Linked DNA regions of Homo sapiens: region 1 is linked to region 2. A link is an interaction called in ENCODE POLR2A ChIA-PET data of the cell type or tissue named here. Cell type or tissue: A673. All regions are shown on one strand. Links, peaks and the distances in the headings refer to the core of each region. The heading gives the core; the rest is flanking DNA.

The links. Peaks named below come from ENCODE experiments on the same cell type or tissue, not always from the same donor. Only the 100,000 strongest peaks of a DNase experiment are listed, where the experiment ranks them.
Region 1: POLR2A ChIA-PET joins it to region 2 with 14 read pairs; 7 of 35 experiments call an interaction of 5 or more read pairs at or near these places.

The regions. Positions count from the first base shown.
Region 1 is chr10:12,462,939-12,480,320 of GRCh38, forward strand. All of the region lies in intron 1 of CAMK1D (calcium/calmodulin dependent protein kinase ID), which reads left to right. It overlaps LOC107984209 (a long non-coding RNA gene), which reads left to right and starts at 10,470. Exons shown (of 2, transcript XR_001747366.1): 1 at 10,470-10,872; 2 at 13,850-14,173. In A673, for the core only: no CTCF peak of the experiment used is centred there; a DNase peak (open chromatin) is centred at 16,023; H3K27ac peaks cover 1,017 bases.
Region 2 is chr10:12,536,578-12,546,796 of GRCh38, forward strand. All of the region lies in intron 1 of CAMK1D (calcium/calmodulin dependent protein kinase ID), which reads left to right. Among named protein-coding and RNA genes, the nearest start is that of MIR4480, 37 kb to the right of the region's middle. RefSeq lists a silencer at 3,958-4,007. In A673, for the core only: no CTCF peak of the experiment used is centred there; DNase peaks (open chromatin) are centred at 3,264, 3,974, 5,314 and 5,894; H3K27ac peaks cover 4,690 bases.

The sequences.
Region 1 (17,382 bases), core at 8,125-16,124, 66 kb before region 2:
AGAGCCTAGCAGCATAGACAGAGAGCACTCTATCTGGGCTGGAAGAAAAAATGAGCATATGCCAGAGAATAAACATCTTTTGTCAAAATTCTGTTGGGCAACCAGCAGCTGGCACTCATATCTAGAGTCCAAGACCGATAACAGCAAACTTATTTCCTATTTGGCTTAGAGAATGAAAATAAGCTCTAAGAGTTTTTTTTTTTTTTTTTCCTCCTGAAATGGAATCTTTCTCTGTCGTTCAGGCAGGAGAGAGCAATGGCGTGATCTTGGCTCACTGCAACCTCTGCCTCCCGTGTTCAAGTGATTCTCCTGCTTCAGCTTCTTGAGTAGCTGAGATTAGAGGCGCACACCACCACACCTGGCTAATTTTTGTATTTTTAGTAGAGACGGGGTTTCACCTTGTTGGCCAGGCTGGTTTCGAACTCCTGACCTCAAATGATTCACCCACCTCAGCCTCCCAAAGTGTTGGGATTACAGGTGTGAGCCACTGCACTTGGCCAGCTCTAAGAGTTTTAAAAAATTTATGCATAAATATATCATAGGTTGGTACTAACCAGTATTTTAGTTGTTAGTAAATTTGGTGGTTTGTTTATAATGCAACAACTTATCTTTTTAAGTAAACATGAATTCATAATCTGCCAGCACATCTGTGTCTCTATCAGCCAGTTTTCTCACCTCTGAGATTACCACTCTTTTGTTTTCACTACGATGTTCTCGGTGCTTTTTTCTCACCTCTCGGTGAGTTGAAGGGGCTGATGTGTATCGCCCCCTGATATGGTTAGGCTTTATTTCCCCACCAGGTCTCATCTTGGATTATAATTCCTATAAATCCCCATAATCCGCAGGTGTCAAGGGAGAGACCAGGTGGAGGTAAATGAATCATGGGGTAGGTTTTCCCCATGCTGTTCTCGTGATAGTGAGTTCTCACTAGATCTGATGGTTGTATAAGTGTGTGGTAGTGTCTCCTGCGTTCCTTCTCCTTCCTGCCGCCTTGTGAAGAAGATGCCTTGCTTCCCCTTCTGCCTTGCTTCCTTCCTCTTCCACCATGATTGTAAGTTTCCCGAGGCCTCCCCAGCCATGCTGAACTGTGACTCAGTTAAACCTCTTTCCTTTATAAATCACTCAGACTCAGGCAGTTCTTTATAACAGTATGAAAACGGACTAATACACCCCTGCTTAGATGGGGTCTGAAAACCTGGTTAAAGTATATCTCAAAACAATAAATAAAAGCTCCTGGCTGTTGGTCCCCTCTTTGTCCCGTGGTTGTTGAGTGACTAGGTAAGAAATTAAATGGGACACTCTGCAGATACCTAGCAGAGGCCTCGGCAGGTGGGTCTTCCATCAGTTGGTATTTTTCCTCTCCTTCAGTAGCTCTTTTCCGATTGCCACAGAGCACTCCCAGGTGCAGAGAGTAGTCAGTAAATGAACTGGCCATCTCCAGAGCTTTTGCAGACTCACCTTGAGCAAGGCTGATGCTCTCAGAAGGTGTACCATTTGATCGTGTGGCTTTACCTACCCTCCCCCACCACGTGTACTGTAATTTGAGAGTTTAGTGTTAGTGGCTGATGTCAGACAAGGCAGAAAAGAGTGGTCAAGGCCGGGCGCCGTGGCTCATGCCTGTAATCCCAGTACTTTGGGAGGCCGAGGCAGGCGGATCACGAGGTCAGGAGATTGAGACCATCCTGACTAACACGGTGAAACCCCATCTGTACTAAAAATACAAAAAATTAGCCGGGTGTGGTGGCGGGTACCTGTAGTCCCAGCTACTCAGGAGGCTGAGGCAGGAGAATGGCATGAACCCGGGAGGCGGAGCTTGCATTGAGCCGAGATCTCGCCACTGCACTCCAGCCTGGGTGACAGAGCGAGACTCCATCTTAAAAAAAAAAAAAAAAAGAGTGATCAAATTCATCCCAAATGTATTTTGTTGTATTTCATATTCTTCATATTTGAGCACTTAAGAACCATTCACAAGTCAATTCTCTAAAGCAGAACATCACATTCAACAGCACACACATTCCTGAGACGTTCTGGATATTGGGCAAGGAATAATCAATCCTAAATTCCATTATGCCTTTACAGTGGTCATGTTGAAATCTGATGAGAATGGTGGGTGAGAGCTTGGGTTTGTCCGTCACCCATAAAGCACGCAGTTTGTGCATTTCAGTTATGTGCAGAGGTTTAATGGTAGATTTCTAATTGAAGGATAAGATAGTGGGGCAGCATTTCTTTACCAACTCTGATAAGCGAAAATAAAAGTCCTGTTCATCTGGGTGTTTCTGTCTCAGCCATTAATTATAGATAATCCCCAATTACCCCTGAATTCAGAGAGTTTTGCATATAATTAAAATTCTCTGATAATTCAAAAATTCTACTTTGGTTGTTAATTCTTATTTCTATTGAGCCAATCTTTTATTTTTATTTTATTTTATTTGTTGAGATGGAGTCTCACTCTTTCACCCAGGCTGGAGTGCAGTGGTGTGATCTCGGCTCACTGCAAGCTCTGCCTGCCAGGTTCAAACGATTTTCCTGCCTCAGCCTTCCGAGTAGCTCGGATTACAGGCGCCCACCACCACGCCTATCTAATTTTTGTATTTTTAGTAGAGATGGCGTTTCACCATGTTGGCCAGGCTGGTTTTGAACTCCTGACCTCAAGTGATCCACCCACCTTGGCCTCCCACAGTGCTGGGATTACAGGTGTGAGCCCCTGTGCCCAGCTGAGCCAATCTTATTTTTAACAAGCATCAAAGAGGTAATGTTTTGAGCAACCACCTCGTATTTTATCCAGGTTGTTGCATTTAATCACCCCTTTGGTGCTGCAGTGTGGTATTACTCCACATTACAGATGAAGAGACAGAGGTTCTGGGAGGCTAAATGCAAAGTCATCTCTTGAGTCATGAGCTGGACTGCTACTTCACCTAACTTGAGACCCATACTCTCTCTTTCTCTTTAGATTGCTGCCTGCCCACTGCTAGAAGCAGATAGGAAGAGGCCAGAAAAAGACTGAAATGATCATAAATCATCAATTTCTGAGTAACCAGGAATTGACAAATATTTGAGAGAGTTAGCCTCAGTTTCTTCATTTAAAAAATGAGGTTATGGCTGGATGCTGTGGCTGATGCTTATAATCCCAGCTGCTTGGGAGGTTGAGGAAGGAAGATCTCTTTAGGCCAGGAGTTCGAGACTAGCCTGGGCAACATAGTGAGACACCGTCTCGAAAAAAAATTTTAGGGAGACCAAGGCGGGCAGATCACGAGGTCAGGAGATCGAGCCCATCCTGGCTAACACGGTGAAACCCCATCTCTACTAAAAATACAAAAAAATTAGCTGGATGTGGTGGTGAGCACTTGTATTCCCAGCTGCTTGGGAGGCTGAGGCAGGAGAATGGTGTGAACCTGGGAGGCATAGCTTGCAGTGAGCCGAGATCGCACCACTGCACTCCAGCCTGGGCGACAGAGCGAGATTCTGTCTCAAAACAAACAAACAAAAATTTTTAAAATTTAGCTGGGAGTGGTGGCACATACCTGTAGTCCTAGCTACTTGAGAGGCTAAGGCAGGAGAATTGCTTGAGACCAGGAATTGGAGGCTGCAGTGAACTATGATCACACCACTACACTCCAGCCTGGGAGACAGGGCAAGACCCTGTCTCTGAATTTCTTTTTTTTTTTTTTTTTAGAAGTCAATAGGTTTTCCTAGGGGGAGGTGTTATTTGTAAGTAACAGATGAGATAATGCATTAAAAATACTTTGGTAAGTGCCATCAGCAATAAATATGCCAAGGAAGATGGTCCCCCTCTCAAGCCTCTGACCTTAGGAAGGATCTGTGCCTGGGAAATGTGTCTTGGGAACGTTTTTTATGGGAAGGTCGTGGCGGCAGCTACACAGGGCTTCTTACACGAGCTGAGAGCGACATCTGGTCCAGACAGATGACAGGTGCAAAATGAAGCAGGATGTTTCAGGGATTGTCGTAGCTGGGGCACATTTGCTTGTTTAAAATCTCTGGAACTTCCTGGCCAAAAGGCTTATAGGGTTTTGATGACTCATTTTGAAGCAAAGCAAGCACCCCAGGATGTTGCCCTCGAACTCAGGTTGAAATTTCACCTCTCTTGGCTGCCTGAGAAACTTGTTGTCAGTACGTGGCCCGCAGAAGGAATGGGTAGATGCTGCCATGTGGAACGTGTAATAAATATTGTGACTCGGCAAAGGGGTGTCCACTCTCATGTTTTCTTTTTTATTGACATGGAGTCTCACTCTGTCACGCTGGCTGGAGTGCAGTGGCGCGATCTCAGTTCACTGCAACCTCTGCCTCCCGGGTTCAAGCGATTGTCCTGCCTCAGCCCCCCGATTAGCTGGGATTACAGGTAGCTGCCACAATGCCTGGCTAATTCTTGTAATTTTAGTAGAGATGGGGTTTTGCCATTTTGTCCAGGCTGGTCTTGAACCGCTGGCCTCAAGTGATCCACCTACCTCAGTCTCCCAAAGTACTGGGATTATAAGCATGAGCCACTGCGCCCAGTCACTCTCATGTTTTCCTGACAGCTGCGACCAGGGTAACTTATGAATTGTGACTTGAGCCATGTCCCAACCTAAAGAGAGCAGTTACTTAATGCATTTTCAAATGCACTGAATGTCAAAATATTTTCACCTCTGATTAAAAAAATGAAATTGTCAGTTATGCCAGGTCTACCTAGAATAGATGACTTTTCTCTCATCAACACTCATTTTATGAGAGCGTTAGCAGAGATACACTTCATAATGCTTGGCATAGCCCATTGTAGGGATGGCATATGTATTTGTTGAATAAATGGGCTGCAGAAGCACCTGTAAAACCCAGGCTGGGTTTGTGTAATCATTTGTAGGTAGGATTATCTCTTGATTGGTCTTTGTTCACATGAGGTTTACAACATATGTTCTTTAGGTTTTTTAAATGGAATTTTTTATTGACATAATTGTAGATTTGCATGAAGTTGTCAGGAGTAATAGAGATAGCCTGCATACCCTTTATCCAGTTTCACCCAATGGTAAATCTTACAAGTTTACAGTACAATATCATAACCAGGATATTGAAATTGATATAGTTCATGTCATTCATACAAGCTACCGATTTTATGCAAATACGCTTTTTAATTTTTATGTTTTGAGACAGGGTCTCACTCTGTCACTCAGGCTAGAGGGCAGTGGTGCCATCATGGCGCACTGCAGCCTTGACCTCCTGGGCTCAAGTGATCCTCCCGCCTCAGCTTCCCGAGTAGCTGGGACTACAGGTGCTTAACACTACATCCAGCTATTTTTTTTATATTTTCTGTAAAGACGGGTCTTCATTCTGTTGCCCAGGCTGGCTCATCTCAAACGCCTGGGCTCAAGCAATCTGCGTGCCTTACCTTCCCAAAGTTCTGGCATTACAGCCATGAGCCACTGAGCCCGGCCTCAAATATGGTTTTTAAAAGCAATTTTAAAGTGGTGAAGTATGATTGGAGAAAATAAAAGCCATGTTGTGGGCCACAGGGGCGGAGGTGGAACTAGAACTTTCTGGGCATTTGTTGGGATGCTGCTGGTTCCCAGGTGCAGAGGAGAGGTGAGTTTGGAATGATTGGGGGTGTCCCTAGTAGGGGAGGAAAGGTTGTCCTGGAGTGGCATGGCATGGACAGTAGTAAAAAGACTCCTTCACAGCCCCACACAGGAGCACTGCCTGTGTTCTCTGGGGAGGGGCCAGCCCTCTGGTGGGGGCCCTTTGTGCCTATAACCCCCCATGACCCTGCCCTCCAGCCCATGTGATGGGCGGACGTGGAGTAGTTTAGGCTTGTCAGGGGCTCTTAAGTCTGATCTGCACCCAAATCCCTGACCACACCTTCCCCCTTCGGAACTAGAATTTCCAGAAGGTTTGAGAAGAATTAGCCTCTGTCTTTGTCATCCTTTCCTTTCATGGGGTTGTTTTTCTTATTGGATTCAGGCAAGCAAATAATTAGGTCTTGGAGGGCTGGGGGTGCTTCTTTTTATTCATTATTTAGCAGCCTCTTTCTGGTCCCAAATCTCATCTGCCCTCAGCAGTCTACATAGCGTCCTGCCCGGGCAAGGTGGGGGATTCACATGGATGGAAATCAAGTGAACGGCTCCACAGGGAGAGATTCTGAGGGGATGGAGACCTGTAGCTCCCCGGATAAAGAGGAAATGGGGTGAGGAGAGGAGGGGGGCGGTGCTGTGTAGGGCAAGGAGCCTGTTGTATTCTGGGACCCTTGAAGTCCATGCCTGCTGAGCTTAAAGGGTCTCCTCTGAATGGGAACATGGCCTTGTTTCTATTTAGGGAGAGAAAAGCCACCCAGCATTTCTATAGTCTTGAATTAGACCCAGCATTCTAGGTTAGAAGGTAGAGGTTCCCCCGCCCCCCTCCCCTTTTCATATAGAATTAGAAAATATCTGGATTTCAGCCCATACAAGGTGCTCATGCAATTAACCCTTTCTTCCAAGCGAGGCCTTCCCTGAGAGGTGTGCAGATGGCAATATATTTACGGCTTCCACTGGGGCATAACCAAGAAAGGGGACATCTGCATCGTATTCTCTTTCTAGGTTTGCCGTGCTCTGCTACAGTCATGGCAAATAAACAACCCACCTTCCCCAGGAATGACTAATTCATAAACACATAACTACACAACTACAGCTTATGATGTGGAAACCTGGATAGCTTATTTCCGGGAAAAGCTAATATCATAAAAAGCTTTTGTAAATGTGTTTATTAGTATATTATTTCATAAGCTTTTAAGAATCCAATTTTAAAATGTGCACCTTCTGGAGAAAACAATGTTATATTTTACTTGGAGAACACTTTAGTGGAAATGACCCTTTCAAAGGATTTGGTAAATGCATGTGTTAGATTCATCTTTTCAGTCATTGTATATAATCAGTTCTTTCAGAACCTTTTTTCTTCCTGGCTGATTGTTTTTTTTCCTGTTGTCACTTTTTTGGTGTGTTAGGGTACCATTCTTCTTAAGTATCGAACACTTTATCAGGGCATATTCTGATAGTTATATAAATGGGAGAATACCAGACAGAAGGATAGTGAATATTTGCTTGATTGCTTTAGATTTTTCTTTGGACTTGAAGATATGTCTAAATGATTTCAAATGTTCATTTGTTAATAAACAACCAGATTGTTAGGTTTTTCAGATTGTCTCAAAAATGTCCATGATTATATAAATATAGCTAGCCTTGAGGTCTGCATTTACCTCCTGGATTTCATAACAATTCTCTATAATGCTTTTGAAAACTTTGGCTTTCTATATGGTATATTTAGGGCAGCTTTTTTAAATTTAGGAAAGTGTGCCATGCCATTCCTTTGTATGATATATAAAGACTTGACCAGGAGTATAAAAATCAACTCTAATCCCACCACTCAGAAATAACCACTGTGAGATTTTTTATGTATTTTCCAGACCTTTTCTGTGCATAGTCAACACAATTGCTTTTGTATTGTGTGTTGTTTCTTCCCTTTTCCACAGAGTGACATATCTTGGGCATTTACCCATATTGTAAATTTTTCACTAAAATCCCTAAAATACTGTGTATGCTTCTTCTTCTTCTTTTTCTTCTTCTTTTTTTTTTCTTCCAACATGGAGTCTCGCTCTGTCGCCCAGGTGGAGTGCGGTGGCGCGATCTCTTCTCACTGCAACCTCTGCCTCCTGGGTTCAAGCGAGTCTGCTGCCTCAGCCTCCCGAGTGGCTGGAATTACTGGTGCCTGCCACAACACCCGGCTAATTTTTGTGTTTTTGGTAGAGATAGGGTTTCACCATGTTGGCCAGGCTGGTCTTGAACTCCTGGCCTCAAGGGATACACCCACCTCCGGCTCCCAAAGTGCTGAGATTACAGGCGTGAGCCACCTTGCCCGGTCGTGTGTGGTTTTTGAATCCCAAGAAACCATGGCTTGAGGTGTGCTTATGGCCCAGTGTACTGCCACCACCTCTGTACTAAACCAAGCCACCTTGTGTGTGTGTACGTGCGTGCGTGCGTGTGTGCGTGGTGGGGCTGTGCTCCAGGAGCCCTGGTTGATTTGCCTTCTTTTTGTTAGAGCCGCTTTATGACTTCCCCTCTTTCTTTTTTGCTCCTTTTCCTCCTTCCTCCCTTTGTGTCTTTTTCCCACATTATTTTCCTCCATGCTTTTTTCTAGTTCTACTTTCTTGTGTGCCTGTATCTGTATCGATCTGAAGCTTGAGGCTGAGTGGCCACTACTGGTGACTGATTCCCCCACCCCAGCGCACATGTTCACTGCAGGCTGCAGGAAACAGGCTTTGTCCCACTTTCAAAGTGGGAATCAGCCCTGCTCTGGATCAGCCCCTGGTCTGGATCAATGTGTCTGGGTCCATGTGGGAGTGGCTTCCTCTATGGTTCTCTTTCATGTTTACCTTTGGGCATGAGACCCAAATGCTGTCTGTGTTGACCGCTGACTGTAAACAGCACCTCGTTCAAGGTGGTGAACCTGTTTCTTAGTGGCCAGGGTAGGGCTGGCTGTGTGCTGGCTGTGTACACATCAGGTGACCATGTGAACCGTGTCCGAGGTCCTTTGACTAGAGCTCAGCAGCCTAAAACCTGAGGAGGAACAGGGCAGGAGCTATCCAGGTTGACAGGGTATTGGCCAAGGGCCTTTCAGCTCATTCCTTCCTGAGAATCAAGAAAGGCAGGGCTAGAATGCCTGCCCCTTCACTCCCACCCCTCCTGGTTCTCCACTGAGCTCCCTGCCTGCAGAATGGATCTGATTTCTTCCTTTCCTGCGAGCACTATTTATTCCTTTCCTGCTAAGGAGAGATATGTTGAAAAAGCTGTCTCTGGCCAGGTGTGGTGGCTCATACCTGTAATCCCAGCACTTTGGGAAGCCGAGATGGGAGGATCGCTTGAGCCCAGGAGTTCAAGACCAGTCTGGGCAACATAGCAAGACTCTCTCTCTACAAAAAAATACAAAAAAATTAGCAGGGCTTGGTGGTGCGTACCTGTTGTCCCAGCTACTCTGGAGGCTGAGGTGGGAGGATCACTTGAGCCCAGGAATTTGAGGCTGCATTCAGCTATGATTGCACCATTGCACTCCTGCCTGGGAGACAGAGTAAGACTCTGTCTCAAAAAAAAAAAAAAGAAAAAGAAAAGAAAAAGAAAAAAGGAAAAGCTGTCTCTGAGTTTGACTTGATTCCTGTTTAATCTGAGATGCGTCCACCCTTAACCTTCTCCTTTGTCGAGTTCACAGTCACTTGTAACTCTCTTTACTAAGGTGTGGGGACACGCTGAGACACAGCGATGCTCTGCCTTCATTTCCCCCTTGCCTGTCTGTGTTTTCATGTCTAAACTTATCACGAGCATGTATAGGTTAGGCCTGGTGAGCTCTGTAGGCCTCAGATGGTCCATGTCCCATATTCTGCTTGCTCTTCCTCATGTGCCTTGAGCTTCTTTCCTTCCTGTGATTCAAAACCTTGCTCTGCTTCTTCTCATTCGAACACATCCCTTCTCCCTCTATGCAGGGAGGCCTCGCTTGTTGGGTTGTTTCTTGTTTTTTCCTCTCCCTTCATCCCTAGTCACTGTCTCACTCTTCAGTTCGGCACTCAATTCATTCAGCTTATTTTATTTTATTTTTTGAGATGGAGTCTTGCTCTGTCACCCAGGCTGGAGTGCAGTGACATGATCTCGGCTCACTGTAACCGCCTCCTGGGTACAAGCGATTCTCCTTCCTCAGCCTCCTGAGTAGCTGGGATTACAGGCATGCGCCACCCCGCCTACCTAATTTCTGTATTTTTAGTAGAGATGGGATTTCGCCACGTTGGCCAGGCTGGTCTCGAACTCCTGACCTCAGATAATCCACCCGCCTCGGCCTCCCAAAGTGCTGGGATTACAGGCGTGAGCCACCGCGCCTGGCCTCATTCACTCGGCTGTTATTGATCATTTTCTATATGCAGGGCCCTTAACTTGAGGCTGCGAGTACAGGGATGAGTGGCTCAGTTCTTGCCTTGCAGGAACTCGCTGCTCCTTACCCAGGGAGCCAGGGAAGCTGAAATATCCATGTGGGGATTGCTCTGAGGTGGCCAGGATGAGCAGAAACACAGAGGAAAGTGAGCGTATGCCTGACCGGAAGTCAGGAAAGCTGTAGATGGTAAACAGATGCCTGTTAGAGTTTGCTGGGCCAATGTGGGGCAGGAGGGGAGAGGGTGCGCCAGGTGGAAGCAATGGTGGATGCAGAAGCTGTAGGCACAGACAGGTGTGGCATGCTGGGGCACAGGCCAGCAGCGATGTCATGTGGGAATCCAGGGGGAGAAGTTGCACTTGGAAAAAGTAGGCTGTGGCCACATCGTGAAGACCTTTGCCTATCAAAATCATAACAATAGTGAACTGAGGCTGGGTGTGGTGATGTAATTCCAGCTACTCGGAAGGCTGAGGCAGGAGAATTGCTTGAACTTGGGAGGTGGAAGTTGCAGTGAGCTGAGATCACACCACTGCACTCCAGCCTGGGTGACAGAGCGAGACTCTGACTCAAAAAGAAAAAAAAACTGTAACAATAATGAACCCTTTCATAGTCCTTATTATGTGCAAGGTATTGTCTGGTATTTCGTAGATATTAATTCACTCAATCCTTATAACAACTGTAGGAGGTAGGAACTGCTATTGTCTCCATTTTACAGATGGAAGAACTGAGGCCAGAGAGGCTGAGATTTGTTGAGGTCACCTGGCAGCAGGCTGTAGGGCCAGCTGCAAGCCCGGGGAGTCTACACTGGTGACTAGATGGCGGAGTCGGCTCTCCCAACCGCCCAGCTGCTGCTCTCACACTCTAGAGTTGGACTTGATCCTGCGAGCATTGCAGAGCCATGGAGAGGTGTTAAGTAACAGGGAAAAGGATCTCAAATTTGTCAAGGTAATTCCTTATCCTGAGAGACACATGGAGATTTGAACCAGGGAGACTGCTAGGAAGTCCTCTGCAGTTTTTGTAGGGGATTCTCATGGAACTTTCTTTTAGAACCTCTTTCTTACAATTGTGAGTACTGAAAAGGCAATTCTGGAACCTATTTTTAAACCCAGGATAGTTAATAACAAAACTAATGGCATTTAATATTTGAATTAAGTCATATGTTGACAGGATTTAGAGTCCCCTTGGACTTCCTTTTTACTTCTGGGTCCAGTGGGAGGCTGGTGGTTCCACCAACAGTGCCTTTGGGAGTCAGAGGAAGAGGGGAGGGGCAGGAAGCAATAGGCTAGACTGTGTCACCATGTCCCTAACTGCTACCTCTTCAATGAGGATCGTTCTTTTTTTTTTTTTTTTTTTGAGAGAGTCTTGCTCTGTCACCCAGGCTGGAGTGCAGTGGTGCAATCTCGGCTCACTGCAAGCTCCGCCTCCTGGGTTCACACCATTCTCCTGCCTCAACCTCCTGAGTAGCTGAGGAGCCCACCACCACGCCTGCCTAATTTTTTATGTATTTTTAGTAGAGATGGGGTTTCACCGTGTTTTCCAGGATGGTCTCGATCTCCTGACCTAAGAATCCGCCTGCCTCGGCTTCCAAAAGTGCTGGGATTACAGGCGTGAACCACCGCACCTGGCCCGAGGATGGTTCTTTAACCATCCTATTTATTGTGTTAAAACATTGCATAACATAAACTTTACCATTTTTAACCATTTATTTGAGGTAGATATTATTATTTTTGTTGTTTTAACTTTTATTTATGTTCAGGGAGTTGTACAGGTTTGTTATATAGGTAAACTCATATCATGGGGGTTTGCTGTACAGATTTTTTTTATCACCCAGGTACTAAGCATAGTACCTGATAGTTATTTGTTCTGAGTCTCTCCCTCCTCCCACCCTCTACCCTCAAGCAGACCCAGTATCCGTTGTTCCCCTCAAGGTGTCCATGTGTTCTCATGATTTAGCTCCCACTTATGAGTAAGAACATGCAGTATTTGGTTTTGCGTTCCTGCATTTTTTTTTTTGCTAAGGCTAATGGCCTCCGGCTCCATCCATGTTCCTGCAAAGGACATGATCTTGTTCTTTTTTATGGCTGCATAGTATTCCATGGTGCATATGTAACACATTTTCTTTATCCAGTCTGCCATTGATGGGCATTTAGGTTGATTCCATGTCTTTACTACTGTGAACAGTGCTGCAGTGAACGTAGCATGCATGTGTCTTTATGGTAGGATGGTGCACATTCCTTTGGGTATATACCTAGTCATGGAATTGCTGGGTCGAATTCATTGTAATCATCTTATAATGTGCAGTTCGGTGGCATTGAGTACATTCACATTATTGCGCAACCATCACCACCATCCATGTTTTGAACTCTTCCTATCTTGCAGAACTGACACTCTGCACCCATTAAACAACAAGCCCCCCATTCCTCCTCTCCCCAGCACCTGGCAGCCACCATTCTGCTTTCTGTCTCCACGAATTTGACTACTCTAGGGATCTCATATAAGTGGAGTCATACTGTATGTGTCCTTTGTGTCTGGTCTGTTTCACTTAGCATAATGTCCTCAAGGTTTGTCCATGTTGCAGCATGGGTCAGGATTTCCTTCCCCATTAAGCCTGGGTAATATTCCACTGTCTGGCTGTACCACCTTTTGTTTATCCATTCCTCTATCCATGGGTACCCGGGTTGCTTCTACCTGTTGGCTATTGTGGGTAATGCTGTTGTGAACATGAGTGTACAAATATCTGTTTGAGACCCTTCCTGCAGTTCCTTTAGGTCTTCTGTGAGTTCTTCACCCCTCCTAGGTCTGAGTTTGGGAACTAGGATTAGTTCGTTGATGGACATGGAAGTTGCTTCCTTCTCCCCTTTTTTTGCTGCTGTGTCACATGAATCATATGCATATGATGTTAGAGATGGACTTCAGAGGGACTGTGTTCTAGAACTGGTTCTCCTCGCACTTGTATTCAATAGGAACCACAGTGAACATAGTTCATGCTAGAGGCATGGCTCCCTGAGTGATGGCGGTGCTAGAAGAGTTGACAGGAGAGGGAGGGGTGGGGAAAGTGGTGATTTGAGCGCAGCGTAGGAAATAGACATTATGGGAATTCATCAGTTTGCACTAAATGGTGGTACATGAGGAAGAGAGAAGTCTAGGCCGGGTGGGGTGGCTCATGCCTGTAATTCCAGCAGTTAGGGAGGCCGAGGGGGGGCGGATCACGAGTTCAGGAGTTTGAGACCAGCCTGACCAACATGGTGAAACCCCATCTCTACTAAAAATACAAAAATTAGCTGGGCATGGTGGCACGTGCCTATAATCCCAGCTACTCAGGAGGCTGGGGCAGGAGAATAGCTTGAACCTGGGAGGCGGAGGTTGCAGTGAGCCGAGATCACACCACCGCACTCTAGCCTGGGCAACAGAACGAGACTCTGTTTCAAAAAAAAAAAGAAGTCTAGAGTGAATCCCAGATCTCTAGCTTGGGTGACTAGATGACCATGAACTAGGATGTCTGGAAAAGGGGGAGGGTGGGTTGAGAGACCACAGAGCATGCATTTATTTTAGGGCACCCCAGAACAGGGGAGGAAGCCCCTTGGGATCTACAGACGATCTGCAGGGTAAAGATAATTACAATGTGACTATAAAATGAAGCTGGAAAAATGAAATAAAGATACCGTATAATGAGTGTAAATTTAGATCCTTACTCAGCGAAGATCATTATATTTCCTTACAAAAATTTCTCTTATCATGTCGAGATTTTTTAATTTCGGGAATCTGGAGTGGGGAGGGTCATATGTTCCTGGTTTGTTTCGAAGGTGACAGATGAAACTGGGAGGATAATTTGATATTAAATGTGATAAGTATTTCCACCTCTTTTCTTACCCTACTTTGAACTTGAAGTTGGGATTAGTCATGGCAGCTTTTCTCTTACCAGCCCTTCATCGTCTGGCCCCATAAGTCCCTTCTCAGCAGGCCTGCCCATCTGTACACTGGAGGAAACCCAGCTCTCCGTTCTGTCTGCTCCAGGTCCTGTTATGTGGGATTGGAGTGAAGCCCACAGTTAGAGGAGTGGCTGTTACGGGAAAGACAATGAGTTTACTGGCAGGTAACTTGCTCTTGTGCTGCTGTTGGAATATCCAGGCAGAGTTATGTAGGCAGTTGGGTGGAGAGGTCTGATGCCTAGGATGGACCTGAAGCTTGAGGGATTATGGAGTCATCGCCAATGCCCGGGGCATGGGATTGTCAGAAAGAACGCAGGTCACAAGAAGAAGAGAAGTCCTGGCTAGGTGCGGTGGCTCACACCTGTAATCCCAGCACTTTGGGAGGCCGAGGCGGGCAGATCACTGGAGGTCAGGAGTTCGAGTCCAGCCTGGCCAACATGGTGAAACCCCGTCTCTACTAAAAATACGAAAATTAACTGGGAGTAGTGGTGGACACCTGTAATGCCAGCTACTTGGGAGGCTGAGGCAGGAGAATGCTTGAACCTGGGAGGCGGAGGTTGGAGTGAGCCAAGATCATGCCATTGCACTCCAACCTGGGTGACAGAGCAAGACTCTGGCTCAAAAAAGCAGAAGATTGTCCTCTTCATTGTTTACTCCTGTGTCCATCTGAGATGACTGGGGAAGACGAAAGGGGCACGATTAGGAGGCGGAGTCTCCCCTGGAGTGTGGTCCCATTCTACTCTCTTCATAGGCACCACTGCAGACTCCAGAGCAGGAAGAACGGGATTTAGGTAGACAGGTGAAGGGGCTGGAAGAGACAGGACGATGTGTGGTAGTCACATGGGCCAGGGAAGTGGAGCCCACAGAGGAGACTGTGGAGGGAGGGGCAGGGTGTTCAGATGAGAACCAGGGCAGACGGTGTCTTGGAAGTCAAGGGGGAAGAAGCTGAAGGCGGAGGGAGTGCTCACCTGTGCGATGCCAGAGGGGAAAGGTGATTGACAAACATCCACCGTGTTTGGCTGCGGGGAAGCCTTCGTGACCTCTGCCATCGTTTCAGGCAGTGGTGGTGTTGGATCCCATGGAATCCCGTATGCTTTATTCCAGTCTTGTAGATGGGATTCTTTCAGCACATTCTCTCCTTAGTTCCTGAATTCTAGATGCTGTCCATCTGGCTATTATGCCTCTTTATATCACCTTTTCTTTTTTTCTTTTTCTTTTTTTTTTTTTTGGAGACAGAGTCTTGCTCTGTCACCCAGGCTGGAGTGCAGTGGTGTGATCTTGACTCACTGCAAGCTCCGCCTCCCGGGTTCATGCCATTCTCCTGCCTCAGCCTCCTGAGTAGCTGGGACTACAGGTGCCCTCCACCACGCTCTGCTAATTTTTTTGTATTTTTTTAGTAGAGACGGGGTTTCACCGTGTTAGCCAGGATGGTCTCGATCTCCTGACCTCGTGATCCACCTGCCTCGGCCTCCCAAAGTGCTGGGATTACAGGCGTGAGCCACTGCACCCAACCTGTACTTATTTTTTGAGACAAGGTCTCGCTCTGTCACCCAGGCTAGAGTGTTGGTGTGATCATGGCTTACTGCAGCCCCAACCTCGTGGACTCAAGCAATTCTCTCACCTCAGCCTCCTGAGTACCTGGGACTACAGACATGTACCACCATCCTGTCTAATTTTTTTTTTTCTATTTTTTGTAGAGACAGTGTCTCTTTATGTTGCCCAGGCTGGTCTCAAACTCCTGGCCCCAACGAGTCCCAGCATTTATAGGCATGAGCCACTGCCCCTGGCCTGTCCTTATTTTAACAGTAATACGGGGTGCACTTTTATTTCCTGGAATTCCAAATCCAAGGTACTTGAGGAGTCAGAGTTGGTGGGGATCTCTGTGGATCTTGAAACTTGGATCACAGGTAACCTGGACTGGCGACCCCAAATCCTGAGGAACTGTGAGTTTCCTGTCTCTTGGGCACTGTGCAGTAGGATCTTAGCCTCTCTCTCATGCTCTCCTTTAAACCGCTTCCCTGTTACAGATTCCATCCTCCCCGCTGTTTCTGAGTTACTGCTGTTTGGTAAATCTGTTCTGCTGACATGAATGATAATAATAGTCATCGCCACAGCGTCCTGAGCGCCTGCAACGTTTAGGGCCCTCTACCAAGTGTTTGACGTATTTTCTCCTTTAATTCTTACAATAGCCTTATGAGGTGCGCCCAATTAACTCTTTTTTTATGAATGGGGGAACTCTGACTCAGAATCATTTTAGTAACTTTTTTGGGAGCCAATGACTCTCAAACTTGAAGATGCATCATAGTCTCCTGTGGAGTATGTGAAAACGGCTCCTGGCCCTGCCCACGGCGCTGCTGAGCCAGTGGGTCCCCAGTGACGCTGGAGAAGCTGCATTTTTTTTTCTTTTTTTCTTTTTTTTGAGACGGAGTTTCACTTTTGTTGCCTAGGCTGGAGTGCAGTGGTGCGATCTTGGCTCACTGCAACCTCTGCCTCCTGGGTTCAAGTGATTCTCCTGCCTCAGCCTCCCGAGTAGCTGGGATTGCAGGTGCGCACCACCACGCCTGGCTAATTTTTTGTATTTAGTAGAGATGGGGTTTCACCATGTTGGTCAGGCTGGTCTCGAACTCCTGACTTCAGGTGATCCATCTGCCTCAGCCTCCCAAATTGCTGGGATTATAGGCGCCAGCACCGAGCCCGGCCGAGAAGCTGCATTTCTAACAAGTTCCCCAGCAGTGCTGCTGCTGCCGCCGCTGCTGTGGGGACCATGCTTTGAGCAGCTCTGTGCTGAGTCTCCCACTCAGCCAAGGGGCAGGACAGGGACTCTCACCTGGGCCTGTCTCTCGCCCCACAGGTGTGCTCTGGCCTTTAGAGTATGTACAGCTCAGGAGCCCGCAGCAGAGGGAAGCCTGTCACTGCCCAGGAGGCACGGGTAGGTTCAGGAGAGCGGCTCTTCTTTCTTCTGGCTGGGATCCTGGCATGCATGGGTGTACCAAGGCAAAGGGACGGGGCAGGAGGAGGAGCCGAGGGAGTGCATTGTCTGTGCAGAACTTAAAGCAACAATAAAATCCACTATAACGCAGTCTGCTGCTTATTATCACTGTGTCCACAGTTCTCAACGACGTCCTGGATACATGCTCTGCTTTCTGCCCCCCCAAATGCCACTTCCTGGCAGCCAAAGACTAAAAAAAGGCCTAAGCACCCCTTCATTGTTGGGGCCCTGGTAAGCTCCAAATTCAGTGACCTTGTCTTCTGCTTCTTGTCTGTTTCCCACACATCTCTGGTCACTGGGTAGGGGCTTGGTCCACACCTGCTTGGCAGATCCTTCCTGTTTCCTCTAGTTGTTGATACCAAAATAATCTAATTTAAAATACTTGGCCGGGCTCGGTGGCTCACACCTGTAATCTCAGCACTTCGGGAGGCCGAGATGGGTGGTCAGGAGTTCGAGACCAGCCTGGCCAACTGAAATCCGGTCTCTACTAAAAATACAAAAATTAGCTGGACGTGATAGCGCACGCCTGCAATCTCA
Region 2 (10,219 bases), core at 626-8,625:
CTGGCCTTCAAGCCATTGCACCTCCTCTTTCCTCTCCAGAGGCAACCTTTACTCGAAGAGGGGGGTGTATCCTAATGGTGTGTCTTTGTACTTTCACTACCTATGTATGTATTATATACCCAAACAATGTAGCGGTTAGTGTTGGTGTGGCTGTTTGTGTTTTACAGATTGATATAAACGGAAGAAATACTGTATCTTTTGGTAACCTTTTTTTCAATTGTAATTATGTTTTCCAGGTTTATCCCTGTTAATGCATGTAGATCTCATCAGTTAGTTAAACTGCTACAGAGTATTCTGCTGAATGACGGACTATCTAAGCTTACTTTCCTCATTTGGGATATTTACATATGGGATATTTACATCCCTCTAGATACGTTGTGATATTTATATTCCTCTAGATAAATTCTTTTCTGTAGCCATATGACATTCCATGGTACAGATGTACCATTAAACTTTTACTAGGAATCTCTGTTGTTTTTGTGGGTTTTCACTTTTTCTTCTTCTTTTTTTTTGAGATGGTGTCTCCCTCTGTTGCCCAGGCTGGAGTGCAGTGGTGTGATCTCAGCTCACTGCAACCTCCACCTCCTGGGATCAAGTGATTCTCCTTCCTCAACCTCCCAAGTAGCTGGGATTACACATGTGTACCACTGTGCCCGGCTAATTTTTGTCTTTTTAGTAGAGACAGGGTTTTGCCATGTTGGCAAGGCTGGTCTCGAACTCCTGACCTCAAGTGATCCGCCTGCCTTGACCTCCCAAAGTGGTAGGATTGCAGAAGTGAACCACCGCACCCAGCCTAATGCTTTTATTTTTATAGAATAGAGTTCTTAAAATGTAATTTAACAGGTATAGCCAGATTAGTTTCCCAAAATGTTGTAGCAATTTATACTTAGCAACTCTCCCACATAACTTTACCTTTTCCCAACCTGCTGAGAAAAAGCCTGCCTTGCTGAGGTTTTGTTTAGCATTTTTGCGACTGCTAGTGAGTGTTGAGCATCAGTTAATATGCTCGTTGGCCATTCTGTGAATTGTATGTCTGTATCCTTCCCCGCATCTGCAGGCCCGGACTGTCTCTGCTGGGCATGATTTCTGTGCACAGTGAGTGCCCCTGGAATTGTGCACATGGCTGTGTTAGTGGGAAGCCCTTGGCATAACAGGGCTATTATCTCTTTATTAATATTGTATTAGTAGGACTTGAATATTTTCCCCTTTCCGCTGAGACTTTTGGATTTTGCATTTTGCTTAAGAAGATTAACCTATGTATATCTTCTAATTCTTTTCCCCTAAAATGTTCCAACATTTTCATTGTATTTTTTTAATTTAGAAATTTAATCAACCTGAATTCTTCAAGGAACCCAGATTATCTTTCTATGTAATTAAGCACGGCCAAGGCATTGGAACTCACTGACTGAATATCACTTGCTGGATGCCGTATCAAATGCTAGGCCGAAGAACAATGACACGACTTGTGTTCCATCTTTTCCTTTTTAAAATGTACTCTCTGATCTTTCCTGTTCTGCGCACTGTGAGGCCCGTGGAAAGGGGAAGGCACCGTCAGCCACTAGCTGGGAACATACAGGGAAAATAGACCCGCTTAGTTTAGATTATGCTGGACTTGGTATTTTTGTTTCAAAATCCAGTAAAGAAACATGGTCCGTATCATTGCCTGTGACATTTACCCTCAGGAAAGATGCCAGCACTGAAGCATCCTGGTGGCTGACAGGTGATCTCTTTAGCTCTGTGACCCTCGCGTTTATAAGAGGTGAGACATGGTGATTTGTTCCTGCAGGTGAAGGGAAGGGAACAGTGACTGGAGAAAGGGAGGTCATTTTGCTGCTGCTTGTGAGATGTATCTGATTGAACGGTGAAAATGATCTGTGTATCCAGTTTTTATGTTTAAGCAGACTTTTCAGAAGCACTGAATTGTATGGCACGTGGGACAGTGTTAAATCATGCTAGTATTACATTTTTGTGTGTATGGTTTAGATACATTTCCAGAACGTATTGCTGACATACGCATTGTCTTGCGATGATGAGGATGGAGTGCCAGTTCCAGGAAGGGCCCGAGGAGGTGCAGGCCAGTTGCTAGGCGTCCAGCAGACTAGTGATTAGATGCAGAAGAGCATTATTATTCTCCATCCAGCCAGTACTGTGCAGAAAACAAACACACAGACCGTGCATGCTTAAGGCTTTCCCCACTTGGTGGGGTCCCAGGGCAGGTCAGGAGCTCTCCCTCGCAGCTTTTATCTGAAGTGGTGGGGGAGGGGGGCAGTGGAACTCATGTCCATATTGCAGGTGGCAAAACTGAGGCAAAAAAAAAAAAAAAAAAAGAGAAAGGAAGAGTGTAGGCAGCCTCATGGGAGAATCGAGACAAGAGCAACAGGCCTTGTCTCAAACAAGACAGGTGGTCTCAAACTCCTGTCCTCAAGCAATCCTCCTGCCTTGGTCTCCCAAAGTGCTGGGATTACAGGCATGAGCCACCACGCCTGGCCTCCGTCGTATTTTTAGATTGTAACTTACTTAACCAGTCCTCCATTAATGGATATTTAGGATTTTTCCAGTGTTCTGCTATTTCAAACTTTTATTGATTGTTTTAAGCCAGAATATTGATTTTTTTTTAACACAGACACAGCCAAACGTCCCTTTAATGTAGTAATTGTTTTACCTATAAGGACTCTGTTTTTTTATGGAATAGCTTGAAGCATACTTAAAGAGTGTATTGATGTGTGTTTAGTTAGCTGGGAGCTTAACAGAATTTTCCTTTAAGGTACTTGTTGAGACATCTGCCCTGAATGAGAATGGAAATAAGCTCAAAAGAGTGCCTAAAGTCAGAGGATCTGGTGAGTGGGAATGGCCAGATGAGGGATGGCCAGTTGGGATTAATCATGAACATTCTGTCCCGTCGTTGCTTCACCATTCAGGTTTTGCCAACCATGTGACAATGGAGCTATGCGGCTGGCATTGGGAGCATGTTGGATGTTTGTAGCAGTCAGAGAGCAGAACATGAGCATCTGCTAGGTCTGGTTCCCCCACCATCAGGGATGGGAGTGAGAAAGGGGAGTTCCCCTCTGAAGAGCCACCCCTGCAGGGAGAAATCTGTCTCCAACAGGAGATCTGGGAAGACCATAGTGAGAAGTGCTGTCGAAGAGGTCCGCACAGGTGATGAACAAAGGGGGTATCCTGGGGGTTGCAGTTTCATCCACGTCAGTACCTTTGTCATCCAAGGAAAATGCACCCTGGCAACAAATGCATGCATGGCCCACATGGACACTTTATTTGCCCTGGAGTGTTGCCAGCTTTTTAAGCTGTAGCTATGAGGAGATTTTGTAATCTCAAAAAGAGGTGAATTTTTTTAAGAGACAGGGTCTCACTCTGTCACACTGTAGGCTGGAGTGCAATGGTGATCATAGCTCATTGTAACTTTGAACTCCTGGGCTCAGGCGATCCACTCACCTCAGCCTCCCAAGTAAGTAGGACTACAGGTGTGTGCAACTACACCTAGCTAATTTTTTCTTTTTTCTTTTCTTTTTTTTTTGGAGAGTTGGGGGTCTTGCTCTGTTATCCAGGCTGGTCTCCAACTCCTGGCCTCAAGTGATCCTCCTGCCTTGGCCTCTCAAACTGTTGGGATTACAGGCGTGAGCCACTATGCCTGGCTTGAATATTTTATTCTGCCTCTGCCTTCAAAAACCAGGCTTCCATGGATGCTCCCTGTTGGTATAAGAAAAAAAAATGATTGACTCACTTTGGTTCCATATCAACCTTTAACAAATGGCATGAAAAGAGCAGAGATAAAATGTGGGAGCCTGTCAGAGAAGTGAAGGAGGAAAGGAAGGAGTGCTATTAAACAAAGCGTGTGTTTTAGAGTGTGGCAGTAGGCACTCATGTGGAATTTATTTGTCTTCTGCGTTTGGATCAGTGAGGCTGTTAACAGTAAAGACTTAGTGCCGCAGAAACACCTGCAGAAACCAAAGATATCACAAGCAATAATTGTGTCAGCATTTTGATGCCTTCTCCCTGTGACAAGTATTGTCATAACCTAGACCTGCCCTGGTGGTTTCAGACATAGGATTGTACTCAGAATGAAAACTGATCTGGACAGAAATTAAGCTAATCGTGTGGGTATTTAAGAATGTCTCATCATGGTTCTTGAAGCTATTATGCAGGATTGCTTATCATTGTGGAATTCACCAGTTAAAGAGGAAGATGAGAACGTTTCAGTAAGAAAGCGTAACTATTTTGAAGGATCTGTCTGTTCCTAAGCATCTACCTACTAAAGTTAAGGATATGTTTCTAATTTGAACTGGTTGGTCGGGCACTGGTCCCAGTTAATGAGAACCTGAGTTATAGGTTTTTTTTTTTTTTTTTAAGAAAAAGAATTTCGATACTTTTAGCTTAAGCGTTAGCATAAACAAATGTATGGCTTACTGTGTAATTGTCAGGTGGAGGGCTTTAAAAGACACATTTTAATGAATAGACATTGTATCTAAATTGGATATCCATTTTCTTGGATTCATATTTGTTCTTCAAGCCTGTGAAAGCAAGTCTTTTTGCTGTGTTTGCTTGGCAGAACTTTATTTTCCAGATTGGGCCTGGCTTTTCTTCGGTCAGTGTGCTGAATTAGCACTACAAAATGTCATTAGTGGTGTGTGATTTAGTGAAGATTTTTAGCTGAAGATTCTATCAGAAGGAGTTAATGTCAGTTCTAAAATTGCCAAGTTTCTGCCTGGAGAGTTGCGTACACATTGAACATTGAGACCATTGACTTCACTACTGGTTTTTTGTTTTTCTTTCTTTTCTTTTTTTGTTTAAGATGGAGTCTTGCTCTGTGACCCAGGCTGGAGTGCAGTGACGTGATCTCAGCTCACTGCAACCTCCGCTGCCTGGGTTCAAGCAGTTCTCCTGCCTCAGCCTCCTGAGTAGCTGGGATTACAGGCGTGTGCCACCACGCCTGGCTAATTTTTCTATTTTTAGAGACAGGGTTTCACCATGTTGGTCAGGCTGGTCTCGAACTCCTGAGCTTGTGATTCACCCGCCTTGGCCCCCCAAAAGTGCTGGGATTACAGGCGTGAGCCACTGCGCCCAGCTGACTTCACTACTGTTATGGTCCATTCGGATTCTCTGGGGTCTGTAAGGGTTGGAGTTAGCAAACAGGTTTTTCTGTTTGAAGAATTGATTCTGATCTGGAACAATAGGTCTAAAAGGCACCTGTCTGTTTCCTAGACGGTCTCAAGCCAAGTACCACTGACTTCACTTTTTGCTGTGTTTTATCTTCCTTCCTTCCTTCCTTCCTTCCTTCCTTCCTTCCTTCCTTCCTTTTTTTTTTTCAGGTCTCTCTTTGTCACCCTGGCTGGAGTGCAGCGGTGCAATCACAGCTTACTGCAGCCTCAGCCACCCAGCCCAAGTGATCCTCCCACCTCAGCTTCGTGAGTAGCTGGGACAATAGGCATGCACCACCATGGCAGGATAATTTTTGAATTTTTTTCTGGTAGAGATGGGGTTTTACCTTTTTGGCCAGGCTGGTCTGGAACTCCTGGTCTTAAGTGATCCTCCTGCCTTGGCCTCCCAAAGTGCTGGGATTACAGGCATGAGCCATGGAACCCCAGCTTTTCAGTGTTTTAAAACCAGCCTTTAATATTGTGCTGACGTGACACTGGGGAAAATAATATGCTTAGTAGAAAAGAACATTTTAATTTATGGTCGGAGGCTGGGGGGTAACGTCTGCAGGCCCAGTTACACAGTCTGGTAAGGGCAATAGGCTGGAAGCGATGCTGTTAATAAAGTTAATAACACCATCAGTCTGATTTGTATGTAGAATGACTAAAAAGCATAGAAAGGCAAAGAGCCAATAATAGCTACACTAAGCTAATAGGGCAGGTCATTTCAGCACCATCTGATTATTTCTTGGTCTAATTTGGGATGGATATAATTTCACCGAGTGGTTGGTTTAGTGAACTGTCATGAATCAAAAAGACAGCTCCCAAATCCCTGATTCTTGTTAAAAGTCAGAGGAGTCCTCTTGAGGTTTCATCAGTTCCATTCGACTAAGAGTTTTGGAGCACCTAAAATATGCAAGTCACAGCACATTGTTCAGAGGCTACATTTTTGACCATTTTGTGATTAAATTGCTCTTGTATGAGAAAAGAATTTATTTTAAATTGATGTGCACTTATTTATTTATTTATTTTTGAGACCGAGTCTCGCTCTGTCGCCCAGGCTGGAGTGCAGCAGTGTGAACTCAGCTCGCTGCAACAACCTCCGCCTCCCGGGTTTGAGCAATTCTCCTGCCTCAGCCTCCCAAGTAGCTGGGATTACAGGCATGCGCCACCATGCCCGGCTCATTTTTGTATTTTAGGTAGAGATGGGGTTTCATCATGTTGGCCAGACCGCTCTTGAACTCCTGACCTCAGGTGATTCCCCACTCCTCGGCCACCCAAAGTGTTGGGATTACAGGCGTGAGCCACCATTCCTGGCTATTATTATTATTTCTTTTTGAGATGGAGTCTTGCTCTGTCACCCAGGCTGGAGTGCAGTGGCACGATCTTGGCTCACTGCAACCTCCACTTCCTGGGTTCAAGTGATTCTCCTGTCTCAGCCTCCCGAGTTGCCGGGATTATAGGCACCCACCACCACGCCCGGCTAATTTTTGTATTTTTTCTATAGAGACGGGTTTATGCATGGTGGCCAGGCTGGTCTCAAACTCCTGACCTCATGTGATCTAACCGCCTTGGCCTCCCAAAGTGCTGGGATTACAGGTGTTAGCCACCACGCCTGGCCATTGCCCAATTATTAACAACTTTAGGTTAAATAGTAAAGGTATTAGAAACTGGAAAAGATTATGAGAAACTGGGATAGAAACAGATTCTCATTTCCATTTTTTATAATAATAATTGGTAGTGAGGAGGGAGTTAGCCAGTGTATCTCTGGGCTTGGCTTGGCTCTGAGTTCTGGGCCCAGCATAAGCTGAAGGTCTGGAGTTAAGATGCTCAGAATGACTCTATGATAATTTTTTAACTACTGGTAGGTACATGTCTATCTAAAGCACAGGAGAAGGATAAAAAACCAGTTCACAAACCCTTCAATGTCTGTTTTTAGCCAAGGCATCCTTAGGGCACACGCATTTTTGTGTTGCTTTTTCAGAGAACTCAGGAAGAAAAGGCATTCCCAGAGCCCAGCCCACTTCTTTTCTTTGCCCTGCCACTCACTGGTCGCTTGGACCTCAGATCGTTTCACTTGGAGAGGACTGAGAGAGGACTGGGTATACATTTAACAGCATGGAGAGCCAACCATCCTAACACCACAGTCCATTGAAACTGACTAGATAAAGCAAAGCAAAACAGCTTTTATTTTCCAGAGCCATCATTTATGAAGTTAAAAGCCTAAGTAGTCATTTAGAATTCTTTCATCACTATGGAAAATGGGATGGTTTCCTTTAGTCTTGGAAATTCAGCTCTCAAAAGATTATTTCCTCGCAGGCACCTGGCTTACAATCAGGATGAGCTGCCTGTGGGTGATGATTTGATTTTCTTTGAAATATGGGGAAAAGGAGGAAGGATTCAACTTTTGCAATTTGTACAGCCTATCATCAGGTGAAGAAAACATTTAGCATTTCAAGATTAAATTTTTATTTGACTTTTCCAGTAATTTATCACAGAGATTCCTTTTTGATGGAAATTTGGTGTTTTTTAAATAGAATAATGGCTTTCTTTATCATTCAAATAAATGTCTTGTCACAACTTGAAAAAAATGCAATTTTTGAAACACTGGAATTTTTATTTCTCCCACAGTTATGCATTTTATAAAGTCCTTTCATCTGTATAAAAATCTGCTGTCTCTTTTTACCAAATTTTACTTATTCAACAAGGATGAAGGTTTATAGGGAGAAAATATCATAAATTAACAAATTTAAGACTTTTTCCAGTCAAAACAAACAGTGATCTCAGGATTATTCAACTGTATAATATTACTTAAGCATTCAGGCACATAAGTGCATGTTTTAAAATAAATCAGGAAGGACTCAAATAATTTTTATGCCTCAAGAGAAACCTTTGAGGTTCTTTCTGCACAGGCTTGCATTGAAACTTAAAGAAACATATTACGGAGGAGAAAAGAGATGGTACTGTTTTCTAGTACTAGTGTTGAGTGGATAGTACTAGTGTTGAGTGGATAGTACTAGTATTGAGTGGATGGTACTAGTGTTGAGTGGATAGTACTAGTGTTGAGTGGATAGTACTAGTGTTGAGTGGATAGTACTAGTGTTAAGTGGATAGTACTAGTGTTGAGTGGATAGTACTAGTGTTGAGTGGATGGTACTAGTGTTGAGTGGATGGTACTAGTGTTGAGCGGAAGGTCATTAGGATACATTACTTACTTTGCAGATCTGCAGCACAGGAGAAGGGTGAAGAGCCTGATGGGGAATCAGAGGAGAGCCCCCAATAATGGTGATCATCAGAAGTGTCTTGAGCACCAGTTGGTACAAGTATTATTAGGTCTGAAGACACAGAAACAGAATGCATGCAACTCCTGTTCTCATACAGGAAGCATGTTAAGGACTGTAATGGGATGTGTACATGGGATAGGTAATGTACGTTTAAGCCACATTTTTTTCAGAATGAGGGCATCATTCTGCGTAGGTGAGAAGCAATTGAGAAAAACCTCAGGTGTTCGAGACCAGCCTGGTCAACATGGTGAAAACTAGTCTCTACTAAAAAAACAAAAAAACAAAAAAACTAGCTGGACATGGTGGTGTGCGTCTGTAGTTTTAGCTACTCAGGATACTGAGGCAGGAGAATTGCTTGAACCCCAGAGGCGGGGGTTGCAGTGAGCTAGATGACGCCACTGCACTCCAGCCTGGGTGACAGAGCGAGACTCCATCTCACAGTAAAAAAAAAAAAAAAAAAAAAAAGGAGGAAATATACCATCTGGGCCTTTGAAAAATACATGGAATTAGCCGGGCGCAGTGGCTCACACCTGTAATCCTAGCACTTTGGGAGGTTGAGGTGGGCGGATCACGAGGTCAGGAGATCGAGACCATCCTGGCCAACATGGTGAAACCCCGTCTCTACTAAAAATACAAAAATTAGCTGGGCGTGGTGGCGGGCACCTGTAATCCCAGCTACTTGGGAGGCTGAGGCAGGGGAATCGCTTGAACCAGGGAGTCGGAGGTTGCAGTGAGCCACGATGGCAGCACTGCACTCCAGCCCGGGTGACAGAGCGAGACTCCGTCTCAAAAAAGAAAAAGAAAAAGACATGGAATTTTGCCAAGCAGAAAGAAAAAGGAATGAATGACGTTCAGGGAAGGAGGGGGTGGGCAGAACTTGAACAAAGGCCAGTGGCGTGAAAGGCCGCTGTGTGTTTTGGAAACTAGCTGTTCAGCGGTGTGGTTGGGTTGAGCTGACATGTGTACGGCGTGGAGTGTTTGTACTGGGGACAGTGGCTGTAGTGACAGATGAGCCTGCGAAGTTGGGGTTAGGTTTAGAAAGGCTTTGAATGCCACGGGTAACGTGCAAAGGGATTTGAACTCGATCCCATAGACATGAAACCTCAAAGATTTAAGTAGGGTAATGACATAATCAAATCTTATTTCCAGAAGAGTAATTTCAGTAACAGATAGGAGATAGCAGGTAGCAGTGGGCTCGCTGGGGGCTACGGGACCAGGAAGGAGTGGTGGATATATTGCAGAAGTGAGAGAAGGAGGACATGAACCAGAGCCACGATGAAGGGATGGAGGAGCGGGCGGGCATTTGAGAGTCTTGTCAGCGGAAAACCTGAACGTAGTTGGTGATGGAAATGACAGAGACAGAGAGCAGTAAAGTAGACAGGTTTCTAGACCACATTACTGATTAAATGAAAAAGAGAAGTTTTGGGGTGAAGATAACTGTTTCACTTTGGTTATGGTGCTTTTGAGAGTCTGGGAAGGGCCTTTGTGGGTAGAGAAGGTGAGGTTTGCACATGAGAGAGATTAAAATATGGATGAAGGTTACCAGCCCAAATGTCCAACAATGATAGACTGGATTAAGAAAATGTGGCACATATACACCATGGAATACTATGCAGCCATAAAAAATGATGAGTTCATGTCCTTTGTAGGGACATGGATGAAGCTGGAAACCATCATTCTCAGCAAACTATCGCAAGGACAGAAAACCAAACACCGCATGTTCTCACTCATAGGTGGGAAGTGAACAATGAGAACACATGGACACAGGAAGGGGAACATCACACA